7 separate regions of the Homo sapiens genome follow, and all the other regions are linked to region 6. Evidence: chromatin loops called from intact Hi-C (ENCODE). Cell type or tissue: PC-3. All regions are shown on one strand.

Region 1 (4,000 bases), 500 kb before region 6:
CACCTTTTCACTGCAAATCAATTTAGGTATATGCTAATTGTACTCATGGTTTGTTCATTCAATAAGCTTCCTGTTCAGTATGGAAGATAAGAAAATTCAAATAAGAATAAATTTAAAAGTTACATCCTAAGAGTAAAGCAAATGAGGTTCTATGGCAACCTCCGTTCTTCTAATGACACCATTAATTTACCACATTTCCTTCTTCCTAAAACAGTATTGATTTTCAAGGCATATCATCAAATTGAGAATAGCATTTTGAGGAAATACATTATATTAAAATGTACATATTTAAAAACTACTTAACAGTAACATTCATTTATCCATAAAATTGCATGTCACTTTATTCATCAGTATCAGCATCTAAGCCATGACATAGTCCAAATCTAAAAATTCTTCTGATAAATTTTGACCATCAGTGGGTAAGCATATCATCATAGTGACCAACAGTGCTCACGACCCTAATTTCTTAACATTTTTAGGAGCAACAGTATAATTTAGAAACAAATCAGGTAATTCTAGAATTTTTTTCTCCATTTACTATTTCGTTAAATTCTAGTTAACTTGTTTGTGTTTATGGCTGAAGTGATAGTCCCCCAGGACTCAAAAATTGGTCAGAGTTTTTATCTAGTTTTGAAAAAACTACAGTGAATTCGAAAAACTTTGGCAATACTACGACCTTCATTATGCTAGATGGCAAAAAACAGGCGATCGTCTAGGTTCACAGTAACTTCTAGTTCTAATGCTCCTTAAGGGGGTTATCTTTTTGTGGACATTTTAAATGACAAATGCAGAACCAAATATAAAATTCAACCACTGCTGATGGTACTAAGGCAAATAACCCTTCTCAAATAGCAGCCTGATGAAACAGAAGTCAGATGAATATACCTTTAATTCTTGACCATGTTACCATAAGCTCAGAAATGACAAGTATAATTTATTTCATGCATAGAAGGCTTTTTGACGTCAATGATGTTTACCAATTTCAGAAACATTGACATTAAAAGTAAGTTGAATTTCTTAGAATTGAATTTCTTAGAATATTTCTGTTTGAATGTGACCCATAACTTCTGATAATTTAATAAAATGACATTCCCTATTTTTATTTGTGCCTTACATGCTGGGCACTTTACACATTATTAATGTACTTAGGATGTTGCTATATTCTGGCCAGTAGTGTTGCACCTCTAATTTCTACTGTTAGTACATGTATAGATCCCCTAGGTAAAATCACTAGAAATATAGTAGACCTCTTAGGGCAATGAAGGAGGCTTAGTCTGAGTTGCTTGTTGTTCATATAAATCAGAAATGTACAAAGTCAAGTAGAAATGTAAAGTACCCAATCAACTAAACTTTGTGTCACTGATATCAACTTTCCAATCCACCTTAAGGTTTAAGTATAAAAGAAGGAAATAAAAGATAAATCAAACATAGGTACATAGGGGCAGGGGATGCCACTACAAAACAAACAAATCAACAAAAAACAATATTACAGGGGAAATTCAGTCCCCGACGAAGATGATAAATCTAAATTCACATTTGTTGTTTGCGGGTAACAAAATAATATCCGAGGTAAAAATTTACATTGGTTATTTGGAAATGGTGTAAGTTCTGCAATAAAAGAAGTGAACTGTTGGTAACCGTTTGGAATACAGTCAGTAATTGAAGCCCCAAAGAATTAATTGCTATTAAGAAATAATGATAAAAATAAATTAGAACTTGTGTTCAAACTTAATATTTTAATGTAACCATTGACTTCTATAACATACATATATTCCTTGAATGTGGCTAATATGATGAGGTCCACTCAATCCTATATTGGGAAACTTAGATGACACGAGAGTGAGTTTCTAATACCCTGGCATTGCTCTGAACTGCCAGTTCCTAACCTACCTTAAATCCTACAATTTTTTCCTCATCTCTACAGATTCTTACCACAGGGTTTCTCCCCCAACCCCATTTATGGCTTTGTTTCCGCCTTCAGACTGTAGGATGGATTCACTCCTATGTTCTGGCTTTCCACGACATCTGTACCTTATCATTATTTTGTCTATAGCTGTACAGTCTTCTGCAGCCCCAGGTGAAGATCTGCACATGAGGAACAATCTCAGGATTCTCTGTCTCATTGCAGCCCTCCCTGAGTGTTGTCCTCTTCTGTTTTAGAATGGATCCCTCTAATGAGACCCACATCTATTTACTTAATAGGAGACCACTAGTTTCTACAAAGAATAAAAAAGGATTGAGCGTTAAAAACAAAGAGTATGTTTCTTGAGGAGAGCTCTAAAAACAAACTAAAAGAGCAAGTTTAAATATAATAGGAAAATCCATAGGATAAAAATAAGTTGTTCTTAAAATTTTATGTTTGCTCAATAGTTTCTAAAGTACGATAGCTCTCTATTCATCAGTAAAGACTAACTTCTCCAAATTCTAAAAGCATAAAAAGTGCCAGACTATGAAAGATCTATTCAATTAACTCACATGTACACCATCTGCCACCATCAAATTTACAAAATGCATAAACTCCACAAAACAATTTATAACAATTTATGACAAAATCTTAAATCGTGCATTTAAAAAATAAAATTTATATTTAAGTATGTATACATACAAACATATATTAATATGACTATGTATATATTAACCTAGTATGCACAAATAAGTAAAACAACTACATGTTAACAATTATAAAAAGTATTGTCTTACAGAGCAAATCTTATGCAAATTTAGCAATAATTTAACTGTTAAAATTTCAAATTATTAGAACAAGACAGCTTTCTTTTTTTCTAAAAATTTTTTTTGAAACTTCCGGCATAAGTAATAATCAACCCCAACAGTTTTCAAACAATACTTTTGTTTGAGTCCTGGGCTTCCAAGTTGAAAATGGCAAAATAAGTCTCCAGTAAATAAAATTATCTTCCTTTTTTGAAAACTTTATATTACAAATGCTACTTGCACAATATTAACGTTAATAATCATAGATTTTAATTTCACTAAAAATGATATTTGTAAAAAATGCAAATTTGTGTTAAGAAAGGTTAATCTGGATCATATTTGGGGCAAGATTAACAAAAATAAGGTTGAATATTTTGCCCTGATCTCAAATCCATCCCACAGGATGCAAAATGAATTTGAAATAAAATCAGGCAGTTTTCACAGGCTCAGAGAAACTGAATTCGGCAACTAGTATTACCTACCACTAGTGGCCAAGAGTCCAGATGGATCCTGAAGTTAAATATAGCTTATTCTGAGCTATTAGTGCCAGCTACCAGACAACTGAATATTCTGAGAGATAATCAGCCATTTGTTGAGAACCTCAGGCACATACCTGTGGCTTCAGGAGGTAAAGGAGAAATACATATTTCCAAATATCATCTCATAATTATTTAGCAGCAGGCCTGGAATCACTTGATCGCCTCTTAATTGAGTAAAGTGTTCTTACCAAAATGATCACAGGTCACAATGGGAAAGCATCTACCATCCTTCTTTTCTCAGATTTGTTTCCCATCATATACCTGGAAAATCCAAAAATAGAATATGGAATTTTGCTGCATTTTAAACCAATAGATTAATAACTGGTTATTATAGGCTGGAAGGTTGGAAAAGGGGGATATATATATATATATATATATATATATATATATATATACATACATATACACACACATACACACACACACACATATATATACACATATATATTCACTTGAATGCTCTTGAACTCAAGTCTCAGAGGAAAGAGGCCCACCATGAAGTAGAAAGGGAAGTGAAATTTCATTAATTTGAACAGATCAAAAGGATTATAAAGATACATATTGGAAATAGATCCACAGGAGTAGTTGAGATTTTAGCAGGCTAAGAAGAATGAAATGGCATGTTTATCAGAGGGAATAACAGAGGTAAAGAGCCTATGTTTACGAAATAGCCATTGAGATGCAGGAGGGTAACAATAGCTCTCTTTGATGTTTGAGAATTAGGTGCCAGGCACAGCCAATAGTATACACAG
Region 2 (4,000 bases), 450 kb before region 6:
CTTCTAGATAACTATGACATACCTTATGGTCTCATGACAGACAAACTTAGAAAATGTTTCACTCTTTCAACATTTTTGTATTTTTGCATGGTTGCCTAGAGCAAACAGTCTCACTTCTAGTATGACTAGACATTGTAGTTTTTATTTCATCACATTTTCAAATTATATCACTTTTGTAATGTCACTTGTATAAGTTCTGTCTCATCCTAATTTCCATCAGTGTCTCATCTCATGTTTTATGAAAAGAATAGCCACTGTCACCTACTCTTCTCTGAATACATTTTCCCTTCATAAAATTTCTATTTTTTTCTTTTGAAATGTTTTCTGGTTGATCTAGGGAAATTACAGCCAGAATCTTGTTGTGAAAGAGCATCATTTTCTAAATCAAAGAAAAAAAATAGTCCTGGAAACAAGATGGAAGATTCTCTCATCCAGAATGAGTGCTGCTGAAGTGAGAGGGACAATTCTGAAGTCTACAAACAGTGAGGCTCCACTTTTTCAGAGGCAGTTCTGATGCTGTGCTCTACAAAGAAAGGTGATTGAATCTCTTCATAAGGACTCATAAATTTCAAGTGTAATCATTCCATCAACGCTAAACTCGCTACCATCTGAATGAATGACAAGAACAGTGAAAAGTCTTCAAACCAAAGATGATCCCTTAAATTAGGAAAAGTTTTGAATATTATTTTCTAGTTAATCATGGTTCCAGACATATTCTCTATAGAGTATTAATTCTAAGCAATGGAAGGAATACTGATACAAATAGTGATAGATTATAGATAGGTAGATAGATAGATAGATGGATAGACAGATGACAGATAGACAGATATCATATATTGAGCCCACATTAACTGCCAGAAACTCTGTTAAATGATGTTTATTTCACTTAATCCTGAAAGTAATCTATAAGTAGAATTTTTATTTACATTTTACAGATAAATAAAATGAGGCTTAGAGAAGAAAAATAGTGGTAGATATTGGGCCAACGACAGGTTTGATTCCAAACCCAATACTCATGAACACTACACAACACTGTTTACTGTTTATTGAGCTGATACTGATGATATTCAATCCTAATAAATACTATCATTCCCATTTTATAAATGTGAACATTTGGCCTTGAGGAGATTAAAAAATTGACATAATAAGTTGCAGAACCAGGATTCAAACACACAGTGGTCTGACCCCAGTGTCAGTGTCTTTTTCACTGTTCTGTGCTCCTGAGTATCAGCAAGACCCTCCAAAATTTTATGAGTTAATCTGATAAAATCAGTTCATAGGAGATGCAATAAAACCAAAAGAAAAAACCACCCTAGGAAGCAGAGTGGCTTCCAGTTTACAAACTGGCTACTATGCAAAATGTTGGTAGTATTAATACGTCAAGCTCAACTACGTAGCTCCCATGGCAGCCAAGTCCCAGTGATGACAGCAGATGTATTAGATTATTATAAGTTGGCACTTCTGCTATTTCAATCATGCAACAAGTTCATCTTGTTTTGACTCATTGCTCACCAAGCAACATTCTGATTTTAATTTGGTTTCCTTTGTGGCTTTCTACAGCAACACTAACTAGTTCCCCTGGTATCTATGACAATTGTATTTCTCATGTTAATTTAATGACTAGGCTACTTAGTGAACAGATCATTTCCGTTTTGAATTTGGTAATATTAGTCTCCTAGAGTCACTTAGTAACTAACCAACTTCTGGTGATGCACTGGAGTGATCAGACCCTGAACTACAAGGATTTACTAAGGTAATGCTATTAGGTGAATTACTCAGGGCCACACCCCAGTTACTGATTGTGAACCCATTATCCCACTGTGATCCCAAAACTACAGCAAAGAAAAAATCAATTTAGTGATCCGTTATTGGTCACTGTGTATATACATACATGAATAAATGTTTTTTCCAATTTCTTTACTACAGTTTGTTTCAGTGTTCCAATGCCAATAAATAAATATTATGTTTGGATTCCCAAAGATAAGTTTCCTTTCAATATTTACATATTAATATTTATAACTAGCACATGTGTGGCTTAATATAATTCATAAGCTATTTTTCTCCTTTATGTTAGCCTATTGAGTTAGGTATATTTTTATATTGTGGTACATGTTTTATACTTACTGTTTTAACTATGGCATATATTATTTTCTCCCATTTCATTCTGAAAATTGTGGGAAAATGAGGATTCTGTTTGGCTTCATTAGCCTTTTTGGAAATATAGCACAACTATATATGGTGTTAAAGAATTAGATTACATTTCAGCACAAGAAAATTTATTTCATCAGGCCTGAGTTCCTAAGGAATGCAAAAATCCCTGCCCACTTGTTCTAAACTATCAAATTAAAAAGGATTAATATTTAATCAAAAGAAATATCATTCTGTATTATTATTAGGTAAAATAATTTTACTTTGCACTTGCTGGTGCTTCCTTTATAAGCCATGAAAATGTTAACTTGATGCTCCACTAAGTGTTTTGAATTATCAAAAATATTTGCCAACTTCATCTTTCTGAAGCTAATTCATCAATAGCCTGAATATTTTTCCAACTAACAAAAATATGCTTATAAAAAGATAACATTCAAGCCATAACCTGAAAATGCCATTTCATTAGAAGTATAGCCAAAAGTAATGTCTACATTCTTAGGCTTGTTTTTTCAAATTTTTTTTATCAGAAATGAGGTCCTATGTATTAGTAGAAATGTACCAAATATAGTATCAAGAATTACACTGTCCAATCAAGCCATTCTGACTTATAAAATGCTGTAAAAACACTCCTTAATATTCAAGAAACATAGACTTTTTAAGGATAATTGAAACTATGTTATGAGTACTTTATATCAAGTCACCATATATCACTGTGTCAGGTGAAATTTTAACTCCATAAAAATAAGAAGTAAAAAAGATTTGAAGTGGATTTTTTTAAAAACTTGAAAGAAATTGTTTTCATTGTCTAAAGATTATACAACTTTTTCCCCTAGCGCAGCAATGTTGAAACTTGATATACATCACAGAAAAATAATAGCAATCACAAGAAATACAATAAATTATAACATGATACAGAAAAATATTGAAAGTTTCTCTCTTGTTCAATGTGGGAACTCTTACTCTACACCTTCTGGTTTGAGCAGTACTTGTAGGCATTCATGGAGTTTATGCAGATAGTAGAATTCCATATGCTTTTCCATGTAAAGTTTAGTATTTCTGAAAAAAAAACAAACAAAAAAAGCCTCCACATTGGTCTTTCCATTCCTCCAGACCTTGAGAAAAATTTCTATGGCAGTGTCAAAATGTTGCTTGGAAGTAACACTTAGCAGATAAGAGCTTTTCTGTGTGTAAAGAAGGTCACAATGTTGAGCATGTCAGCCGTTTTTTTTTTTTTTTTTTTTTTTGAGATGGAGTTTCACTCTTGTTGACCAGGCTGGAGTGCAGTGGCGCGATCTCAGCTCACTGCAGCCTCGCCCTCCCAGGTTTAAGCAATTCTCCTGCCTCAGCCTCTTGAGTAGCTGGGATTACAGGCATGTGCCACCATGCCTGGCTAATTTTGTAGTTTTAGTAGAGACAGGGTTTCCATGTTCGTCAGGCTGGTCTCAAATTCTTGACCTCAGGTGATCCACCCATCTTGGCCTCCCAAAGTGCTGGGATTACAGGCGTGAGCCACCGTGCCCAGCAAGCATGTCAACTCTTATAAAGCCTTCTCAGCAGTGTATAATGTGCAAGTGGTACATTCAGATTGTTTTAAAGAGCAACTAAATCAGCAGGCAAAGCATATTTTTAAAAGAGTGCAGTTTATCTCCCCACTTCACAGGGATTTGGGGTTATAGACAGTAAATTAACTCCCTGAAGAAATGCTTCCCGTTGTGTCATGCATTCCAGATTCCTAAATACCTTCTGCAGACGTTGCAGTTTGCCAACACCTATTTTACTGTGGACTGCCATCTGATCCAACCATCCAACAGTCTGATGAGCCCAGTGCAGTTACTTGTGTGCTTGCTCTATT
Region 3 (4,000 bases), 80 kb before region 6:
CACTAAACCACCACCAAGTGTTGGCAACCAAGACACAACAAGGATTCAAAGCTAAAGAGGAATTTTAATAGTAGAGCTGGTGTTTTTTGCAAGCTAAATTGTTTATAGGCATTGGGTAGCAAACCAGAGAGTTCTTGTAGGCCTCAAAAGAGGGCCAAATACTGACAGGTGCATTGCCAGTTTCCAAATTACATATCTCAAGTACCACAAGGCCAAAACAGCCCCCACCTCCACTCCTCAACTACCTCTATTCTCCTTGTCCATTTTCACTCTTTTGTTTCCTTTGATAAAGAGCAAAATTTTCTTGGGAGGTTCAGGATGTTAAAAATAAAAAAGCATGCTTCTTCATTATGGTACTTACCACAGGCTGGCTTGTACTATGGTTAATTGTCTTCACTTGAATAACTGGAGAGCAGGACAAGGTCATATTATTATCACTAACATCTAGCAGGGAACCTGATAGAAAATATCAGCTCCCAGCCCGGCGCAGTGGCTCACGCCTGTAATCCCGGCATTTTGGGAGGCCGAGGTGGGTGGATCACGAGGTCAGGAGTTCAACACCAGCCTGGCCAACATGATGAAACCCCATCTCTACTAAATACATAAAAATTAGCCAGGGATGGTGGCGCATGCCTGTAGTCCCAGCTACTCGGGAAGCTGAGGCAGGAGAATTACTTGAACCTGGGAGGCAGAGGCTGCAGTGAGCCAAGATTGCGCCACTGTACTCCAGCCAGGGTAACAGAGAGAGACTCTGTCTCAAAAAAAAAAAAAAAAAAAAAAAAAGAAAAGAAAAAGAAAATATCAGCTCCAAAACTCTGACATGAATCTGACTGATGCAGGCATTTTCTTAATGCTTATTGGCTACTCTCTCTTCTTCATCTATTCGCAATAAACATCTGCTTTGTCTTCTTATCTGGCTCTCCTGCAGCCCTATCAAGAATAGTCTGACTTCTCTCATCAGAATCTGTCATCCCAAAACTGTTTACAAAGTTTACTTTTCATATTGCACTTAAGCTGGCTCTAATTCTGTGTCTTGGTATTGAAAATGATCTTTTAAAACTAGTTTCTCCTTCATATTTAAAAAATTATTCCTGATACAAAATTCTCCTAATCTCATCTAAAACCTAAAAACGATCAAAATTGTCCTAGTGTAGTCAATAACCTTCGTAAGGCTTTATAATGATAAAGACTTCAGCTGTGAATTCTACCTCTAAATTTCCTAGTATTGCAAATTCCTGCCTCTCCATAACCATTATTTAACTCTCACACAGGACATGATTTGGTTCCTAACAAGTATGCTTCTTTTTAGCAGTTCAAAGACACCCTTATCCATAGCAATAGACAAGATTTAATTTCCTTTCTCTCTGCTAAAATAGTTGCTAAGAGAAATGAAGTTGCTGAAAAGTGAATCCGATTTTCCATTTGGGCCATGAATCTGCGTGTTCAAGAGGGCATCCTGAGCATCTATCAGTGACCTTGAGAGATCAGAGAACCTTATTTTGCTTGAACAGGCCCTTGGCAAAAGAAGCACACAAGACCGGTGCTTCTCAACTTTAGAGTGCATATGAATTACATGGGGATACTGTGAAATGCCCATTCTGATTCAGCGGGTCCGAGTCTTACATTTCTAACATGCTCCCAGGTACTACTGATATTGCTGGCCCAGAAAGACCACTCTTTAAATATTTAGGATCCAGATCATGTGCATTTTAAACTCTTCCCCTTGAAACTTTTTCAGTTTTCCTTTTCTCCAAAGCACCCACCCAATTACTACTCCTATTCTACCCACTGCAGTAACCTGCTCAAACCTCCTTCTCATGTACAGTCTACCTTAGTACCTCATTATCTATTTATCTTTTGGATGTATATAGGAACCTACACATATAGGATGCCATGTAGGCTGCAACACTGCAGAAGAAAGCTAGTCCACTGATTCACATGAAGCATTAATAACTGCTTTTTGAGCCATGCTTTATTTTATGAATCTCTAACTGATTTAAAGGCAGTGAGAGAACAATTCTGAAACAAGGGTGGGGGCTTTCTCTGGGCTCTTTAAATCCTTACACATTAAAGCTCCCTAATTTACTTGTGTCTGCTGATTCACTTTTGCTCTTGAATGTTATTATACTAGAAATTTCCATTATTTGGCACCTCTCAAGTTTACCTCCCTTCAGTGACTATGATTCTCCTCATTTTCTCCTAACCCCCAAGTTGAGATGCTGTGACAGCTTACTCAGAAACCGGGACTGTTAAAAATGTTGAAGTGCTTCTGAAATTCTATCAGACTTGACAATATTACAGGTATGAATCAGACACAAAGGAATGTCCAACTTTCAGCTGAAATGAGAATGTCTTTATCTAAATTCCACTAAACCTGGCATCTTTCAGAGAGTTCTCTGACAGAAACAAAAGTTAAACACAGTGTCTGCAAGCCTGCCAAGCTCCCCTTATCAGAATAACCTTCAATTTAGGGCTGGCCTATATCATTGACTTTAGAAAATTACCTGTCATTCCATTTTTGCTTCTTGTGTCATTTAGGTTTTGTTATTGTCAAGTTCAAGTATCATGTACAACTAACATTAGGATTCTCTTTATGGTCATTATTTTAACCTCCATTAACATACATGTCCATGGATGAGAATGAGAAGAGATTCTGAAGTTGACATTTTCAGAGATTGCCTGATCAACTGTTGCTGTACCAACCTGGATGAACCGCCAGCCCCCAAATATGGATGCATTTGTTCCAGGGAAATGTGAGGAAGCACAGCTGAAGGTTTCATGCTTGATAAGCTGAATAAGGGTACCTAATCTCTTTCAGAGGTTGAACTTCAGTAGAAACAGAAAGAACAGGTTTGGTTTAAAAAAAAAAAAAGTGATCCATATCATTAGGCAATGAAAAATAAGATAGTTACCAGAATGGGAATCAGAGAAAAGGAGAATATTTGTCTAGAATTTTCTTCTTAACCCACTAGCAGGATTCTGATTATAGCTCCAAACTTTTCTTCTTTAAACAAAGATTACCTTAATTATCTTAATGATTTTTTTAACTTAGTTTACTTAGAAAAGCATTGATTGCCTTATTTTCCCAATTAGGCAAAACAAAAATAGGCTCTGATTTTGCAACACTAACTGAATGAACTCAGCCACATCCCAGGGTTAGCAGAGCAATGTATTGACAACCACAGACCCAGTGTCTCCACTCCTGAACATCTAAAGGCACATGAAGTGCTTCCTAGCATTTCATGTTTTAGAACTCATCATTTCCTTTTCCATCAGTACAAGAAAAAATAGAGATTAAAAATCTCAGGCTTAAATTTTTGAATTTGAAACCTCCATATTAAACAGCACATAATGGGCAAGATAGAGCAAAGTGAAGGTGCTCCTGTAACTGAGTTGTGAGTCAAAAGCTGACCAGTCCTTTTTTTTTTTTTTTTTTTTTCTGACAGAGTCTCACTCTGTTGCCCAGGCTAGAGTGCACTGGTGTGATCTCAGCTCACTGCAACCTCCGCCTCCTGGGTTCAAGAGATTCTCGTGCCTCAGCCTCCTTAGTAGCTGGAATTACAGGCACCTGCCACCATGCCCAACTAATTTTTGTGTTTTTATTAGAGACAGGATTTCACCATGTTGGCCAGGCTGGTCTCGAACTCCTGATCTCAAGTGATCTGCCTGCCTCGGCCTCCCAAAGTGCTGGAATTACAGGCATGAGCCACCGCACCGGCCTAAAACTGACCAGTCTTAAAAGCTGGCATATTCAGTCTCACAAAACCCTAGTCACCTATGAAACTTTGAGTTATCAAGATGATCCCCAGACAACTCCAAGCCTCTGACTTGAAAGGATCAGGCTGGAAATGATTAGTTATGGAACATCACACAGCAAGCATGTGCTGCAAGTTATATATACCCAACTAACTCCCTAAATCACAGATTTAGAGCTGGAATCCCAGGATGGCGTCATGGTCTCCCACCAGCATCCTCTGTGAGGTGTGAAAAAAGGAAGAAT
Region 4 (4,000 bases), 800 kb before region 6:
TATATTGTTTCCAAACTTTCCAAATTCATGAATGTTAATTAAACTAACACTCTAAGGCCATTTTAAATCAAGCCTCTCTTGAAATAAGATTAAAGTCTTAGATATTTCAGTAGTTATATAAATCAGGGTATATTTAAAATTTTATTTGATCATCTGAAATTTAATAAAAATAAATGTTTTGTGAGATAGTTGATGAATGGGGAGAAATCTGACCATTCAAGTCAGCTACAAAATATCTTCATATTCTTTCAGATGAAAAAAGAAGTCCCAGAAGCCTAATTATTGACATGATATCAATTCATTAAGGTATATATTGACAGGTCTTCTCTAGAGAAAAAGACTTAGCAGGATTGATGAAGCATGTTGACACTGAAGAGAGAGATTTGGAAATAAATAAATCCACTGTGCTTTATACAAAAGCTCTTTGCTCATCTATTTTTAGCAGAAATCTTGGGAAGGTATTGTGTGTCTGTGTGCGTGCATGTACATGCATGTGTGCATGCAATTATCAAAAGACTATTCTTGGAATCTTTTGTCCAAGATAGACTGACTAAATAATCATTCATTCTACCACTCTGAACTATTTACATGACTGTTTTTCGTAAACCCAAAGTAAAATAATACAGTGATATGACATTCCATGGGAGGCAAAGTAGGCCATTAACTGCTGCTCTGGCAATTTCTGTTTAACAAGCTCCATTCGCATTATGTTTCTTATTTCTCTCTAATGAATAAAACAAACCACAACATTTCTTTCTACTTGTACTAATTTCAACAGAGTGTACAAAGTCCATACACAGTTCCATGAATACGTGAAATTAGCAAAATTTGGGGCTTACTTAGTATTAGCCAGAAGGGGAATAATTATTGATTTATTTATTGTTGGTCATTCATTCTATGCACAGTTATTGTGAACTTATTTTGTGTCCATATGTCCTAAATGTGTAGGAAATAAACTGGCTAACAGCAAAACCTTCACTTCTAAGTGGGGAATGAAGAGAATATGCTTAAAAATGCTGCACAGGAAGCGTTAGAGGCCCAGAAATTTATGCACAGGGAAAAATAAGTTTTCAAGCAGTGTTCAAACTGGGCAGCCTCTTTTTCTGAAAGCTAGAATTATATACAGTGAAAAAAAATGTTTTTATTCAGTGTAGAAACAGGAAATAGTTTTGCTATCACAAGGTGCAGATTTGTACTCTCACTTTATACCACTAACTTCACTCTTATTACAACAGCATTTTTCTCTTTCTCTTCTCTGCTCCCCTGTCATCACCACCCCTGCAGTGTGGCTCAGTGAAGTACAGACACAGAGAGAATGTAGCCAAAATGAACAGTGAAAGCTGAGCTCAGAAGAAACAGAGAGGGCATTTCTTAGGTCACAGGAAACACATTTTTTGGAACATGTATCCGAGAAAAATGAAGCTTCTTAAATTCCAGTATCTCATATATTGGAGTCATTAAGGATGAGAAAAAAAAGAGACAAAAATAGTGCTGAACAATCTCCACTTAACTAAATTCAGATGTGTGAGTAATTACGCATCAAAATAGCATTCTTTGCAATTTCTGGAGAAAACAATACAAGGAAACCACCATTTGACACACATGGGCATGAAGGATGGAAGGGTTTGGACTTTTTAAACAATTTTATAAGAGACACCATCAGGAAAGAAGTAAAAATGAAAGAGGAAGGATATTACAGAACCTTGAAGAATGTACTCCCTTCTTGCATGCCCCCCACTTCTTGGAGAAAGAGGGAAAAAATAGTGGAGGAGAAAGAACAGGGCAGTCAATAAAGTAGGAAATCAACCAGGATGATGCTATGTCTCTGACACCAAAAGAAGGCAGTTTTGATAAGGAGAGGACAATAAAGTCAGATGCAAAAGAAGGTTCAAGTACATTGAGATCTAAATAACCTCAAGGTCTAGGACTAGGCACAGAGGTCAGCTTAGAAACAATTAGATAAGTGGTAGGTCTTAGAGGGTGAATGATTAATTCAGCCACAGATTGACTAATGAATTTTCATCACAAGTACCCAAAGGAGACTTTTTCTCATAGAATATCATGTCCCTTTTAGGACAGCAGGGGTCACTAACATACACTGGTCATTCATCCTGGACAAGTAGACCCTATGAATGTTCATGATGCAGACATATTCAGATACTGCTACGACTCTGATATTTCTATAATTCTTTAATCATAATTTGAATAATGAAACATATTTGGTTTTCACAAGATGAATGATTTAGTCATTTAGTGTCTCCTAAATTTATTTATCAGAAACCACAAAAAATTGTCAAAGACAGTATATACCCTTCTTAAGTACTGCTAAGTGCTGATTAATGTGGATTGCATTACCAAGCCATTTGATCATAAGTTATGCTGCATTATATGATCCAGATCCATCCTTTTACATACCATAGCTATCTAAATATAGTACATTGCACCAGTGGGCAAACAATGATGTGAATCAAGATCAAATAGGTAATGCCTTCTCTTCATTGTCTTGGGCTACCTTTTAGATGTGCTATAATAACAAGCAGACTCTAGGCATCTGATAGACAGGACAGCTGGGCAGGCGAGTTAGCAATTCTGGCACTATCATATTGCAGGTGCAGGAATAAAATTCTCAAATACTTGAGAACAGTTGCCTATGGGCCAGCTATGAACTTGACCTCATTTCAGATAACAGCTTTTCCTTTTCACCCACAGCACAGCTGAAGTTTAGAATAGAATTTATTTAGCTCAACTTTCAAAAAGAAATTGATTCAGAGCCTACTTTCCTAAGACTCCTTTGAAGAGAAAATGCCATGAGTGTTTTTTCTTGGTGTTTAAAAGGTTTATGAAGAACAAATTATCTAGATAGTTCTTTAGTGAGTGAGAATAAAGTCCATGCTTTTGTTCCTAATATAGCCCTTGTATATTTCAGATACTTTATGTGCTTCATGGAAATTTTTGTTTGGGAATTTTTAAAATTTTGATAAGATGTAGCCCTTGCATTAATGAATGATTTTATGTCTTTGATTATACCACTCACATTTTAATAGAAGTGTATTTTGTCCTGATGGTATTTTCTACTCAGGGAATGATTACATTGAATAATTTTACCTCGAGGTAATACAAAATTTTATTGAGTGGTTACCTTTCCAAAATTAGAAATAAAATAATAAAACATTAACTATATATTTGAGAAACCTGAATAAATTGTCACTTAACTCTGAAGAATAGAAGTTCCTTAAAAATATTTTACCCCAAAGTAGGGCAAATGAGTATTCAATGATTATTAAACCAAAGACTTTACATAATTTACAGAATAAAAATAGTCAGACTAGTATGAGCTACTCAGTCCAGTTCCTGATTAAACTGTATTAAATGGGGATGGCAATAGGAAAACTGATGGCTTTTAAAACACGCCATGACTACCATGACACTGTGGAATGAAAGTAATGTTCCATTAACAGGCATTTTCACTATCCTGTATCTTGTCTTTCCCAACCCTTAGTAAAGTACACAAAGAACACTGACTATTTTAGATAAGAGAGCCCTCAACATCTTACTTTTTATTTCTAATTGGCATAACATCCCTTCTTTATGCACTTGCTAAAACCTATGTCTATATACATACACAGTGAGCCCATCTTACTTGACACCCCCACAAAACACACTTGTACCTTGTATCACTACACATGAATGTCTCATACTGGGTCTAATCATGTTCAAAGTATAAGTCTTTAAGTTAGGAAAAATTAATCCAGCAAATATTTTTAGTCCCAAACTTGTGCAAAGAACTGGGCAAGGATTTGTTTATGTCACTAAGGAATAACTAAGCATAATCCTTGCTTTTAAAGAGATGTTCAGCCAAAAAGAATGTGACACGGGTGCAGGTTATATATCAAGTACAAACTGTTTAAAGAAGGAATGGGATGGGGTTAGGGAAGATCACGATTCTGAGATGTCATAATAAAGAATTTCCATGTGACTTGGCTCTGAGTGGCTGGATAGT
Region 5 (4,000 bases), 80 kb after region 6:
GTGGAGTGCTTTTGGCATAGCATCCTGCTGACTAGGAATTCTTGTAATATTTGGTGTTCAAAGGTACCACATTTGAATGTGAGTCTTCCTTTATTGGACAGTGTAATTGCTTCAGACAAGGGCACATTGCCATTTGGTCCATTACAAATATATGTTTTCTTCATTAAAGGATCTTAATGGATTTTTTTCCATGAAACAATTAAGGGAATTACTCTAATACTATTAAAAAGTACGTGGCAATGTCATTTGGAATAAAACATCTTCAATTGATATTTTCTATATTTTATTATCAGACAGGACTGAAGGTTTTTATGGCCCAATATTAACTTTTTGGGAAGGGAAAATATATTTTTTATAAAAGATGCCACTAAAATGTCAATACTTCATTTGTAGAATTAAGAAATGATTTTCATAAGTAAGACATTAAAAAAGGAATGAAAATAGAAATTATAGGTGCAGTCATAAATAGTCAAGAGAAAAATAACACAAGTTTGAGATTAAAACATAGAAATAAAACCAGCAGTCTGGGTGCTTTGCAGAAATCTGGTCCCACAGATTCTAATAGGATTTTTTTTTTTTAGACGGAGTCTCGCTCTGTCGCCCAGGCTGGAGTGCAGTGGCGCGATCTCTGCTGACTGCTAGCTCCGCCTCTTGGGTTCACGCCATTCTCCTGCCTCAGCCTCCCGAGTAGCTGGGACTACAGGCGGCCGCCACCATGCCCAGACAATTTTTTTGTTTGTTTGTTTTTCTGTTTTGTATTTTCAGTAGAGACGGGGTTTCACCGTGTTAGCTAGGATGGTCTCGGTCTCCTGACCTCGTGATCCGCCTGCCTCGGCTTCCCAAAGCGCTGGGATTACAGGCATGAGCCACACTGCACCCGGCCTATAATAGGATTTTTTTTTTAAAAAAATGACAGGCATTTCTTTCACGGTATTTTGGGTGTGATTTGCTAAAATGGCAAGGGGTGGTTTGTGGTCATTGTTTCTTCAGCTAAGAATAAGTCCACTGGTTGACAGCCAGGATGAGGAAACCTCTTTAGGAAGGCCCAAGTATTCAGGCGGAGGCCCTGCTGACATGCCTTCATCAGAAGTACAGACCAAGTCACAGATCACATCACAGAACCATCATCTATCTGACCTTTGGGATCCATCCCATAAGCTTGGGTGCCAACAATGACTGCCTCTTTCTGAGAGTTCATGATTCAAAAACCAATACAAACCTTTTTACTGGATAATCCTCAGTTTAAAATATGGGTTTTTAAAAAATATTGCAGCTATGTTTTTGAATTTTTTTCTATTTCTCTACAAACATACACACCAAGCATCATTTGTAAAATATGTATAAAATTCAATGAAATACATAAATGACCAAAATTCTAAATGTTCTAGATACATGAGAAGTGAAATAAAAAATCAAAGAAACATGATTAGGAGTAAAATTAGGAATTGTACCCTTAAAAACAAGCTTTTTAAAAGCATAATGTGTAAACATAAAAGTACCTAAATTATAAATTTGCTACTTGTTGAATTATCACATAGGGAACACACATGTTTAATCACCTCCCAGATCATAATATGAAACTTAATGTCTTTTCAGTGATTTTCTAATAATATAAGAAAAGAGTTTGACATATTTTGCAGTCACATTCATTTACATTGTAAGATGGATAAGCAAAATAAAAAATATTGCACTGTGACTGTTAAGAATTTTTTGTACCATGTGCAAAGAGAGACCCCTGCTGGAACTTTTTTTTTTTTTTTTTAATTAGAATGTCTAAACCAACTCAGATGAACTGTATTGTTAAAGAAATGCACAGGTACACCTGAACTTAAAAGTTAAAAAAAAAAAAAAAACACAAAAGAGAAATAGCGATGACTCTGCAAGCTGTAAGATAAAATTTCTGAATACATTTTACCCCAAGACAAAGGAATTTTTTTTTTTTTTTTTTTTTGAGATGGAATCTCGCTCTGTGGCCCAGGCTGGAGTGCAGTGGCACGATCTCGGCTCACTGCAAGCTCCGCCTCCCGAGTTCACGCCATTCTCCTGCCTCAGCCTCCCGAGTAGCTGGGACTATAGGCGCCCGCCGCCACGCCCAGCTAATTTTTGTCTTTTTAGTAGAGTTTCACCGTGTTAGCCAGGATGATCTCAATCTCCTGACCTCGTGATCCGCCCGCCTCGGCCTCCCAAAGTGCTGGGATTACTACAGGCGTGAGCCACCGCGCCCGGCCGACAGAGGAAATTTTTAACCTCTCCACAAGAAAATTTCCACAGCAGGGGAGATTTTGGGGTTTTCTTTGATATGTTTTTCTCTGCTTATTTTCTTTTGATCTCCAAGCTTGAGTAACAATAGGTTCTAGCTGTTATCTGCCTGTCTTGACATATCTGCGGAGGTGGTAATTGACCCCAAAGTGAAAACCAGAGGTTCACAGTCAGATGGATCCATATCACTTACACTTTCTCTACTATGTGACTTGATTTATTCCAAAGTTCAGTACTGCATATTCGCTCTTTACTGGGATTTTCCTGGTGATATATTGGGAGTGTGTGGATGTAAAGGATGGAAACTGGATTTCCAGTCAGTCTCTTGTGGTGAGGTGGGCCAGTGAAGACAACAAGCAAGAGAATCTGGAATTGGAGCAATAAATGCATGGGTGTTGTCCTGCCTGAAGTGGAAAGGTAAAGGCTGGAACAATTCCCTGTCCCAACTCCCAAGCCCTTGTGAAGGTTTTGAGGGTTCCTTAGGCAGAAAATGTGGCATGCCCAGAGGGATTCAGGTGCATAAGACATGGAAATGATAAAACTTTTAGAACCTGAACTGCTCTAATTTTACCTAAAGCTCCCCACAAACCCCACTCCATGCATAGCTTCTCTATGTTTCCTCTCTCAGAAAAATACTACAAAAAAGCCCTCCGCTCCCCACAAACCCAGGATGTTACCATATTCACATCTCCTTCTGCTTCACTTGGACCACCAGTCATCAAATTCTGTTGATCCCCAATTCTTAACATGTTCCGTATCCATTTATTTCGGCTTCTGAAATGCTCTGGGGCTGCTCCGTGAAGTTGTAATTTTTCACCTGGACCACCATGACAGTCTAGGAATTGGTGCCTTGACCTTATCAATTCTTCAAATAGCAGGGATAAAATCATAGCTCTCTTATGATTCAAATATTTCATCTCAGTTCTTTTGAGGTCAAAACTTCTTGGTACAACATAAAAGGCCCGTTCTGATCTGGAAACATCTTAGGGTTTTCGTTCTATCTCTTGGTAGACACTTCCCCACCTTTCTATACTCAGACATTCCTAGCTGCTTGGGGTTTTCTGACAATATCTGCATATGCTCTTCTAACAGGAATACCCTTTGCCTGTTATTTACCATGCCAACTGCTTGTAACTTCCTCCGTTTTGAAGCTTTTATAATCCTTTGCTTCCAACCCGTTGAAAAGAACCATTTCCTCATGCTACAACTATAACCTGTACATACTTGTATGGTCACCCCTTTGCCAGTTTCTTGAACCTATTTATCTACCTGCTGCTTTCTCCAAGCTGGAAGGTAATCTGGGCCACACCTGCTTCTGACTGATATTCTTAGTGCTTAGCCCAGGGTCTGGCCCTAAAAGGAGCTCCTTAAATACTGGTTAAATATGTAGTAAGAGGCTTCAAGGACTGAACCCCAGTGATTCTGAAGGAGTGACTGCTAGAGATGTAGACAATTATTTGTTGTTTTAGCTAAGAAGTAGCCTAAATTTAATTTTGTGAAAAATATATTAATGGCCCTTTTGTTAAGCAAAGGTAAAGACAAATTAAATTTCAGAATGTCCAAGCCAGGACACAAAAAAGCTAAGCTGAGCTACATTAGCAAGTGCAGTAGAGTCTCTTCATTTTTGTCAGAGTGGCATTTTTGCAGAGATTATCATGGCATTCAAGGGGCATCACGCTAGAGATAGGTTGGGATAAGGATATAATGTTCCCCTCCCTTGTGACATGGTCAAAGACACTTA
Region 6 (4,000 bases):
AGACAGTTACTAAAGAAACAGCCAGTAAAGGAGAAGTAGGTGGTTCCTTAAACTGTTGTTTGAAAAGAAACTCCTGAAACAAAGTCTGGAACATCGTTTTGCACACTATTGCCTCACAAGATCCTTGGCTACCCTTAACTCCACATATTTCCCCTTAAAGGAAGGTTTTGGTTTTTGTTTTATTTCATGTGTGTAAAAATTTGGGGGTAGGAAGAAAGGCTTGAAAGAGAGCATCCCACTCCCAATCCCCTTTCAGAAGAGCTTAATTAAACCCACTCGTTAAAGTTCAAAAGAAAACAACAACAACAACAACAACAATAAAAACCAAATTTCTCAAGAGTTTGAAAGCCCCAGAATGTTGGAGCTGAAAAGGATCTAATCCAATAGCTTCATTTTATAAAGAAGGAAGTGAGTCCAATAGTAAAAATCTATCAACTTTTCTAAAGTACCGTTAGCTAAATAATCTTTTGTTTACTTCAAAAACTACATTTTCACCAGTGAACTTAAAAAATATGTTGTTCCCTATATAAATTACTTTTAAAGGCAAAAACAACATTCACTGAAAGTTTTCTACAAAAAATTATATCAAAGTAATAATGGAAAAAAATCAGTATAACTAAAGTATGGTTGATATTCAAAATCACCATTATTTTTAAGGTGATCCATACCCCAAATGAGCTTCAAAACAGCTGATCAAATGCACCAGGCAGTTAAAGTTACCTTTACTTTATTCAATATCTAACATTTATTGAATGCTTACAATTTACCAGATACTACGTGAAGTGCTTTGCATGTATTATATCATTTATAAGAATAGAAAAGCAAGCTTAAAAACCATAGCTTAATGATAGTCATATACTATAAAAATAAAGTAAATCCTATTAAAACCATGATTCAGAAAATTTAAGGCAAATGAAGTTCCACAAATAGTAACATTCCCAGCTCGTCCCCCTAAACAACAAAGAGCTTTCTCCATTTCCTACAAACAAGACCATCTTCACTACTTCCAGGTTATAAAGTCAGAGATTCTGTCTGAACTTCAACAAATCCAGACAGCATCTCTCTCTCTCTCTCTCTCTCTCTCTCTCACACACACACACACACACACACACTCTCCCTTTCTGTAAATTCAATAGGTTAAATACAAATACGATGGAAAATTTATCAACAATAACTTGTGATCTTGCCAATTACTTCAACAACTCAATTTTTGAATACTTCAAGATTCCTATTTACACAATATAAAAGTCAACATAGTTCCTCTCCTCCATTTTTTTTTTCATAGGATTACAGTATACCTGGCACTAAAATACACACATCTTAGTGAAGTAAAAATGTGACGACGAGGAAAGGGTATCAGAGTAGAAGATAAAGGTACTACTAGCATTATCTTGTTGCTTGATGTTTATAAACATTTTTTAGAAGATAATAATTCTATGGGTAAACTGTTGTAAACTAGTGAAACTATCCAACAATAAGAAGAAAGCCATACTCTCATGCCATTTCATATGGGGAAATTTATATCACAAATCTTTACAGCCTTACATAGATAAGGTATGTGTGTAAACATCTTAGACACTTAATGTCTTTCACCTCTCCTTTCAAGGAATAATAGCAACTTCAATTTTTTACTGTTTTTTCAAATCAGAAGAGGTGAGTTTAATGGATTAAATTCGTAAGTATTTTTCAGTTCTTAAACACCTTATCAAAAGAAATTTTTACATGCTTATTTTGAAGCATGCTTACGATACTGGAAGTTTTGTTAAGAATACTTGGATGAAGTCAGTTCAAAGACTTTTTTTTCCCTGAAGTTGTTAATTTTTGGACAATATAAGAAAAATCTAGTTTGTCACCAGCTGTCCAAAAATTCGACAAGTAGCTCCCTCTCCTGGAGGAAAAAAGTGAGTTCCTCTTCAAGCTGTTAAAACACTTGTACTCTTAAAAATATATTTTTTAATACATGAAGCAATAGACAGCCAAATCTGAGTTTTTCTGTATCAATTAATATCCCAGTATTACTGTAAACAGCTATAAACAGTTTTATAAAAACCTGTATAAATACTAAAAATGTAGTTTCCTAGCTAACAAAGGTAATGAACATCATGGTTTGACTTACTGTACAGCAACTTTTGTACTTGATCACAGAATGTTGAGATACCTTTCATTTTGGTGGTTTTATACAATCATCAAACCTCAAGTATATTGTTCAGACTTGTAAATTCACTAGCTTTTTCCAAAGATCAAGTGATTCTACAAAGAAAGCAGCGGCTCTCTGAAAACTCTTACTTAAAAATATCTTCTTCCTCTACTTGCTTGTTAATCAGGTTTTAAAAAAATTACATGCCTATATGACTGGCTGGTACTAAAGACCCCAAAATTATATTACACAGTATGTACTCAGCTATAATTATAATACATATATTAGTATTAGTACTATTCCTGGGAACTGGGTTGTGTAAATTAAAAATGTAATTTACAAACCTCACTCTAAAACGTGGAGACATGTTTCATCACATACTAAAAACAAATTCTTATCCTATGGCCCATGTGTTTACCCACTCAAAGTAGCTGTGTCATTATGTGTCATATATAAGAAAATAATTGTGCTTTTTCAAAAAAGGCTGTTTCATCACTAAAGATGAGAACAGATAAAGAGTAAGTTTGAGGGAAAAGTTAAACAGAAAACAAGATACACGCACACTTGACTATCTCAACTACAAAGTAAACTGAGAATGCCATGAGAAGTTCAAACTTAAAAAAATATAAAACCTTCCTGCACAAAGCACAAATTTACCTTAGTGTAAATCAGATGCCAAAGTTTCTCAAATTCAATGCTATGACTACACTTAAAAAGAACTGGCCACATAATGTTCTTAAAATATCAATTCTACTGTTAGTTGTTACTAATACATCACTATTCAAAATTACCTAAAAAAAAAAAATCTTTCGGTAGGGACGCCAGCATTTTAAGTACAGTAAATGTATATTACTAAGACAGCTCCTTGCTAAATTTCTGGGTCTCAGAGAATTTGTCCGGGTATCTACTTCAGCAAAATGCTAACACGATCTCCAAGAACCAACCTTGCTAATACAAACAAGGTTCTCTTTTAAAGATAGCTTAATGAGAAACTTCAGTTCAAGTGTATGTACATCATAAATACAGGCTAAACCTTTAGAGACTGACTAGTTTGGGAACTACTGAATAAAGAAAATTTCTTCAAGGAAAGTTTAACCAGTTTTATGCATCCATTCAGTTAGGTGATACAGCAGTATTTAAAACACACTCTGACTTTAAAATTAACCCAATACACATAGCCTCTGATGTCCTAAAATTTACTAAGACCCACACTAAAGTTTCATCTGAAGCCAAATATTTGTGTTACATTATTTGGCTGAACTAATCAAACGAAGCTGGTTTCTTTTAAAGCTAAAATGGGCAGTGTAGAGCTTGAGAAAAGAAAATAATATAAAGAAATCTGCACTTTCCTATTCATGCATTTTAGAAAAATAAAAAAAAAAAAAACCCTGTACCTCCAGCCCTCAGTGACAGCAACCCAGAAAGAATGTGAAGTATACCAAAATTACTTGTGAACTTTTAAGTCATTTTTTTCTCTTGTCATGGAAAGGAGCACGGTAACTTTTCCTGCAGACAGAAGGAGAAACCACAACCCCACAGTTGTAATCACTGTTCAAGGACACCGCACTGAAGCTGGGTGGGAATGTGCAGAAACAAGCAAATACTCCGAAAGTAAACAGTGTTTTTGTTTTTTGTTCTCTTTTTGATGTCACCAGTAAAGATTCCATCCTATTCCCCTAAAAGGCACATTACTTTTCAAAACAGTCAGACGAGAGCAAACAACGCAACTGGCGAAAGGCAAGAATCTCCTTCCCTGATACTCGCCCTGGCCTAATATTTCATCTCCCTTCAACTAGATTACCAGATGAATAGGGCAGGTCACAGGATCAGGATGAAAACGTCTGTCTGGCCTTAAGCCCTCCC
Region 7 (4,000 bases), 580 kb before region 6:
TGCAAAATTCTGTGGCTGGGATTTGCTGCTGCCCATATTTAAATGACTTTCCTTAGTAGGACATCGACAAGAACCCAGTCTTTAGATAGCTATGTTAGAAATGAGTCACCCTAGCTTTCTCATTGCGGTGACACCAATGCTTGCTTTATTTTTAACATCAGTGGTAGTTTTGTGGGAGAACCATAAGTACTTCATAACGTGGTATTACTCAGTAGATCTTAAAATGCCCTCAGTTCATACAACCTGGTTGCAATAGCCTCCATGAGTTTTCCTTCTATGTGATTTCAGAGTTCTAAAGTCCACTTTTAAAGCTAGATGCTCCCTACACACATTTTCCTCATATGTAACCTTAAAATGGCTATCATTTATTACCCCTGTTCCTATATCAGTGGAGAAATTATGGAACTTGAAAGAAAAAATAAGGTAAGTAAACGTTTGGTTATTTGAGACTGAGAATGTGAGATTTTGAGAGGTCTTTAGGCTTTAGACACATACTCTTAAAAATAAATTTCTGATTTTTGTATCTGTTCTTTCTAGCCCAGAAAGAGTTTGTGTAATTCTTTGGTTCTCCCATTTGTAATTATTTGGTTCTCCCATTGTACCCATAACAGTGTTAGTTCTATACCAGTTCTCAGCAGATAAAAAATTTATTGACAGAGCCTTCTATTAGAATTTAATCTCCAGATATCAGATTCAGATTCCTTTGCAAACTTCTCTGCAAAACACAAAGTTCAATTATTCCTGGTTGCCAAGGAAACAACATGAGACCACAGGACCACTGACTACAGGGTCAGTGTTGTCAAGGCTGGCCACCCTCTGTAAGCATATGGAGTGTCAGAAACCTATGTTCAAATAGAAGTAATTGCATTTGCCATTCTAAGCTATATATAGTTCTATTTGATGAAATTGAAGTTAGAGTAATTGGAATAAAGGCCAAAAGTATCATCTTTAGCCTTCCAGACTTTAATGGTATAAAGCCTGGTGTATTAAGATTTTTACTCAGGCAAGTTTTAATATGGTTTGTCAATCAAATATGAACAAAATACGACACCACTGTTATTTGCTCACAATGAGAAATCTATAGTTCATTGAAAATTAATTACTTAATTAATCAATTAAGCCTTCTGAACTAAACTCCCTCATTTCTATTTTAAATTTTGCATAGGGATGGCCACATAATCAGGCATATTTTGGCACTAGATTTTGGCGATGGCTTTCCTTTTTGAATCTCTAAATAAAATATAATAGACTTCATATTCTGTATGAAAAGAGGTGATTGTTTCTTCCTCCCCATACCATTCCCTCATCCCACTGTTCTTACCCTCACTCCATCACCATAAATGAGCACCACAGTCATGTGGGTTGGACAGTTGTCCCTGTTACAAACATATTTCTTAAAAGTGAAGATAGGCTTGTTTCCTTGGCAACACTACCAGTGAAATGTTCTCCCATGATTTACCTGTTCAAGAGACAGTTAATAGGCAGGACCCAGATTTGAAAGCAGTCATCTGATTTAGAAGGCAACGTGCTAAGTCTCATCTGACAACAAGACTGAATCTGAACTCTGCCTAGACAAACTCCAAATGATGTTTGGGTTAGTGAAGGATACAGAGAACGTTAGATGCAAATATTCAGCATCTTATTTAGCCATGACAGTTATTAGACCACACCGACTTAAATATTTATGCTTCCAGCTGTTTGAATTTAAAATTAAAATGTTCTTTTCCCCTCTCTTGGTGTGGCTGACTCTTCTTTTCAGGCCAAATGCTACCTTCTTAGAAGGCCTTCTGCAGTGTACCTCTCGACTCCCTCACCGTAACCAACACATTTTTCTAAAATTGAATCTTCCCACTTGTGTTACAATGTGTACTACATTTTGTGGTATACATGTCTTTGTTACCATTTACTGTCTTTAACAGTAGATTGTGATTTTAGGCCCTCAAAAAATATGTGTTGAATGAATGAGAAGAGACTGCAATTATTCATCTAAACATAATAAAAAGATAGTAAAATATGTGTTCTTTTCATAATTTTAAGCCTTTTTGTTTAACAATACTAGAAATATTTATATAATCCAACTACTACTTTAACAAAATCAGAGAAAACTTGTAAAATAAGATCATTAATAAATAAAGACAGGAAGTATGCTCCACACATTTACATTATAGAAAAAAATGATCATATACTTCATACATATTTTCTAGTGAAGCATAATGTGCATTTGCTATATTAGTTGCAAATATTCAATTCTATATAACACAAAACAAATGGAATGGATTTGTTTAATGTCTTAAACAAAAACAAAATAAGATGATAGGACGAGGCCAACATAGATAAAGTAAAGCAGAATATCTGAGTGCTAAAGATAGAGGGCCCAACGTGGGGACTAAGTAAGTATACAGGAGATGTATGAGGCTCTCAGTCCTCAAGGGGTCTTAAATTTGACACCCATTGATGAAACTCATTCTGACCACACATGTCAAAACCCCAGGCTTATTGGCAATTTTTATCTGTGGATCAAGTGTGCTTGTTCCTGCATCTATTTGATTATGCTGTGTGTTGTGAAGGTCCCAGTCTTATCTGGAAACATCTATCCATTTCCTTTTTTGATATGGCAATTTTGTCTAACTTCTAAAGGCCCATTTTCCCACATGTTGCCACACCATAAGCAGGAGACAATCAAAAACAAAGAACGAGGTTTAAAATAAGTAAGTAAATATAAAGCAAGTCACTGTGAAGGCCAGCTCATAATTACTGAAGTTCAGAAGAAATGAATAAGCAACAGGGGAACAAACGGCAGAAAGTTCCATTTATATTTTCCAACTCTCCCCACTACAGGCAAGAGAGATGAGCCCTAGGCAACAGGGCTAGAATAGTGAATTCCTTCTTACAATCCAAACTCGAGTGCTTCATGGGTCTTTCCATCTTCATTTTTGCCTATTCTCCTATTGGTATTATATGGGGAAAAGGTAAACAAAACAAAAATTGTAAATAACCTTTTGGCTCTTAGCCCAGACTTCCTGCCTCTGTTTATAGGGATGGTCAGGGATTCTCACACATACACAGCAGTGTAGGCAAGCTTAAGGAGGACATATACATTGTTTAGTGATAAGCCACCCTTTTGAATTCCTTGCCATAGGAATTTAAGTTAGCTGATAATGGGATATCCTAAAAGAAAGCAGACGTCTGTGTCTCCTCTGGGAGCTGTTTGGGATACATGGTTTTGGCTGGGGGGATGGGGGTGGGGAGTCCCAGGAATTAGGATGTACACAGTAGGCAGGAGTTAAACAGGTAACACAAACAAAGGGCTATTCTTCCTAACAACTATAAGTAGCCACAGAGTTTTACTTAATTTCTTGAACTCCCTTCCTGAAGGATGTGCATTCCCAAAGGATGTAATAGGACTCCCCTCAGCTGTATTTAAATACTCTTTTTCACCTCCATCTCAAACTCTACATAGTATAATTTCACACTGTGCAAACATTAATGATCAATTGTTTTCTTAAAACCCCTTCTTTATACATGTACAGCTAAAGAATGTAGGTTTACTATCTCTTTGTTATATCTAAATGTATCTGCTTTCTAGAATACTCTGTTGAATCGGGGATTTATATTTCCATTTGTGATATAGCAAAAAAAAAAAGTGTTTAGAAAACAGCCATGTTGCCACAAATGCACATGCAAACATGTTATAAATACTTACAGAACTTTGGAACATCTTGGAATAAGCCTTGCCTTGGGCCATGAAAAAAACTCAAGCCTAATTATATGCTTGCTCACTCTTTTTAAAAGCTTTACATGCCCCAAATTTTAAATATTTGCTTGGATCTGGAAAGACTCTATAAAAAGCCAAAGTACTTTCTGTGTAAATAGTCAAAACCCAAAGGGGGCCCTTATATGGCTACTCTGTCCACGGCTAGTCAGAAATCTGTTAACAGGAGAACAACAGCCCTAACATTAAACTTGTTTGTAACTGACTTCAGTGCTTAGTAATAATTTC

What was found. Peaks named below come from ENCODE experiments on the same cell type or tissue, not always from the same donor. Only the 100,000 strongest peaks of a DNase experiment are listed, where the experiment ranks them.
Region 1: a loop joins it to region 6, with 4 times the contacts of the local background. A loop is called at or near these places in 2 of 110 quality-filtered maps.
Region 2: it touches region 6 in a loop (3-fold over the local background); 3 of 110 quality-filtered maps call a loop at or near these places.
Region 3: a loop joins it to region 6, with 3 times the contacts of the local background. A loop is called at or near these places in 3 of 110 quality-filtered maps.
Region 4: it touches region 6 in a loop (13-fold over the local background); 32 of 110 quality-filtered maps call a loop at or near these places.
Region 5: it touches region 6 in a loop (4-fold over the local background); 9 of 110 quality-filtered maps call a loop at or near these places.
Region 7: it touches region 6 in a loop (2.8-fold over the local background); 2 of 110 quality-filtered maps call a loop at or near these places.

The regions. Positions count from the first base shown.
Region 1 is chr3:144,470,090-144,474,089 of GRCh38, reverse strand. LOC105374140 (a long non-coding RNA gene) reads right to left here. Exons shown (of 8, transcript XR_007096124.1): 6 at 1-3,509. Among named protein-coding and RNA genes, the nearest start is that of DIPK2A, 500 kb to the right of the region's middle. In PC-3, no CTCF peak of the experiment used is centred here; no DNase peak of the experiment used is centred here.
Region 2 is chr3:144,427,435-144,431,434 of GRCh38, reverse strand. The region is part of intron 4 of LOC105374140 (a long non-coding RNA gene); the gene reads right to left. Among named protein-coding and RNA genes, the nearest start is that of DIPK2A, 460 kb to the right of the region's middle. RefSeq lists enhancers at 1,597-1,676, 1,687-1,766. In PC-3, no CTCF peak of the experiment used is centred here; a DNase peak (open chromatin) is centred at 1,554; H3K27ac peaks cover 1,957 bases.
Region 3 is chr3:144,054,131-144,058,130 of GRCh38, reverse strand. No RefSeq gene overlaps it. Among named protein-coding and RNA genes, the nearest start is that of DIPK2A, 84 kb to the right of the region's middle. In PC-3, no CTCF peak of the experiment used is centred here; a DNase peak (open chromatin) is centred at 2,280.
Region 4 is chr3:144,769,087-144,773,086 of GRCh38, reverse strand. No RefSeq gene overlaps it. Among named protein-coding and RNA genes, the nearest start is that of DIPK2A, 800 kb to the right of the region's middle. In PC-3, a CTCF peak has its summit at 2,078 (motif pointing right); no DNase peak of the experiment used is centred here.
Region 5 is chr3:143,893,727-143,897,726 of GRCh38, reverse strand. No RefSeq gene overlaps it. Among named protein-coding and RNA genes, the nearest start is that of SLC9A9, 47 kb to the right of the region's middle. In PC-3, a CTCF peak has its summit at 1,706 (motif pointing left); no DNase peak of the experiment used is centred here.
Region 6 is chr3:143,973,644-143,977,643 of GRCh38, reverse strand. The region is part of intron 1 of DIPK2A (divergent protein kinase domain 2A); the gene reads right to left. Among named protein-coding and RNA genes, the nearest start is that of DIPK2A, 3.8 kb to the right of the region's middle. In PC-3, a CTCF peak has its summit at 1,892 (motif pointing left); no DNase peak of the experiment used is centred here; H3K4me3 peaks cover 2,725 bases; H3K27ac peaks cover 2,963 bases.
Region 7 is chr3:144,552,727-144,556,726 of GRCh38, reverse strand. No RefSeq gene overlaps it. Among named protein-coding and RNA genes, the nearest start is that of DIPK2A, 580 kb to the right of the region's middle. In PC-3, no CTCF peak of the experiment used is centred here; no DNase peak of the experiment used is centred here.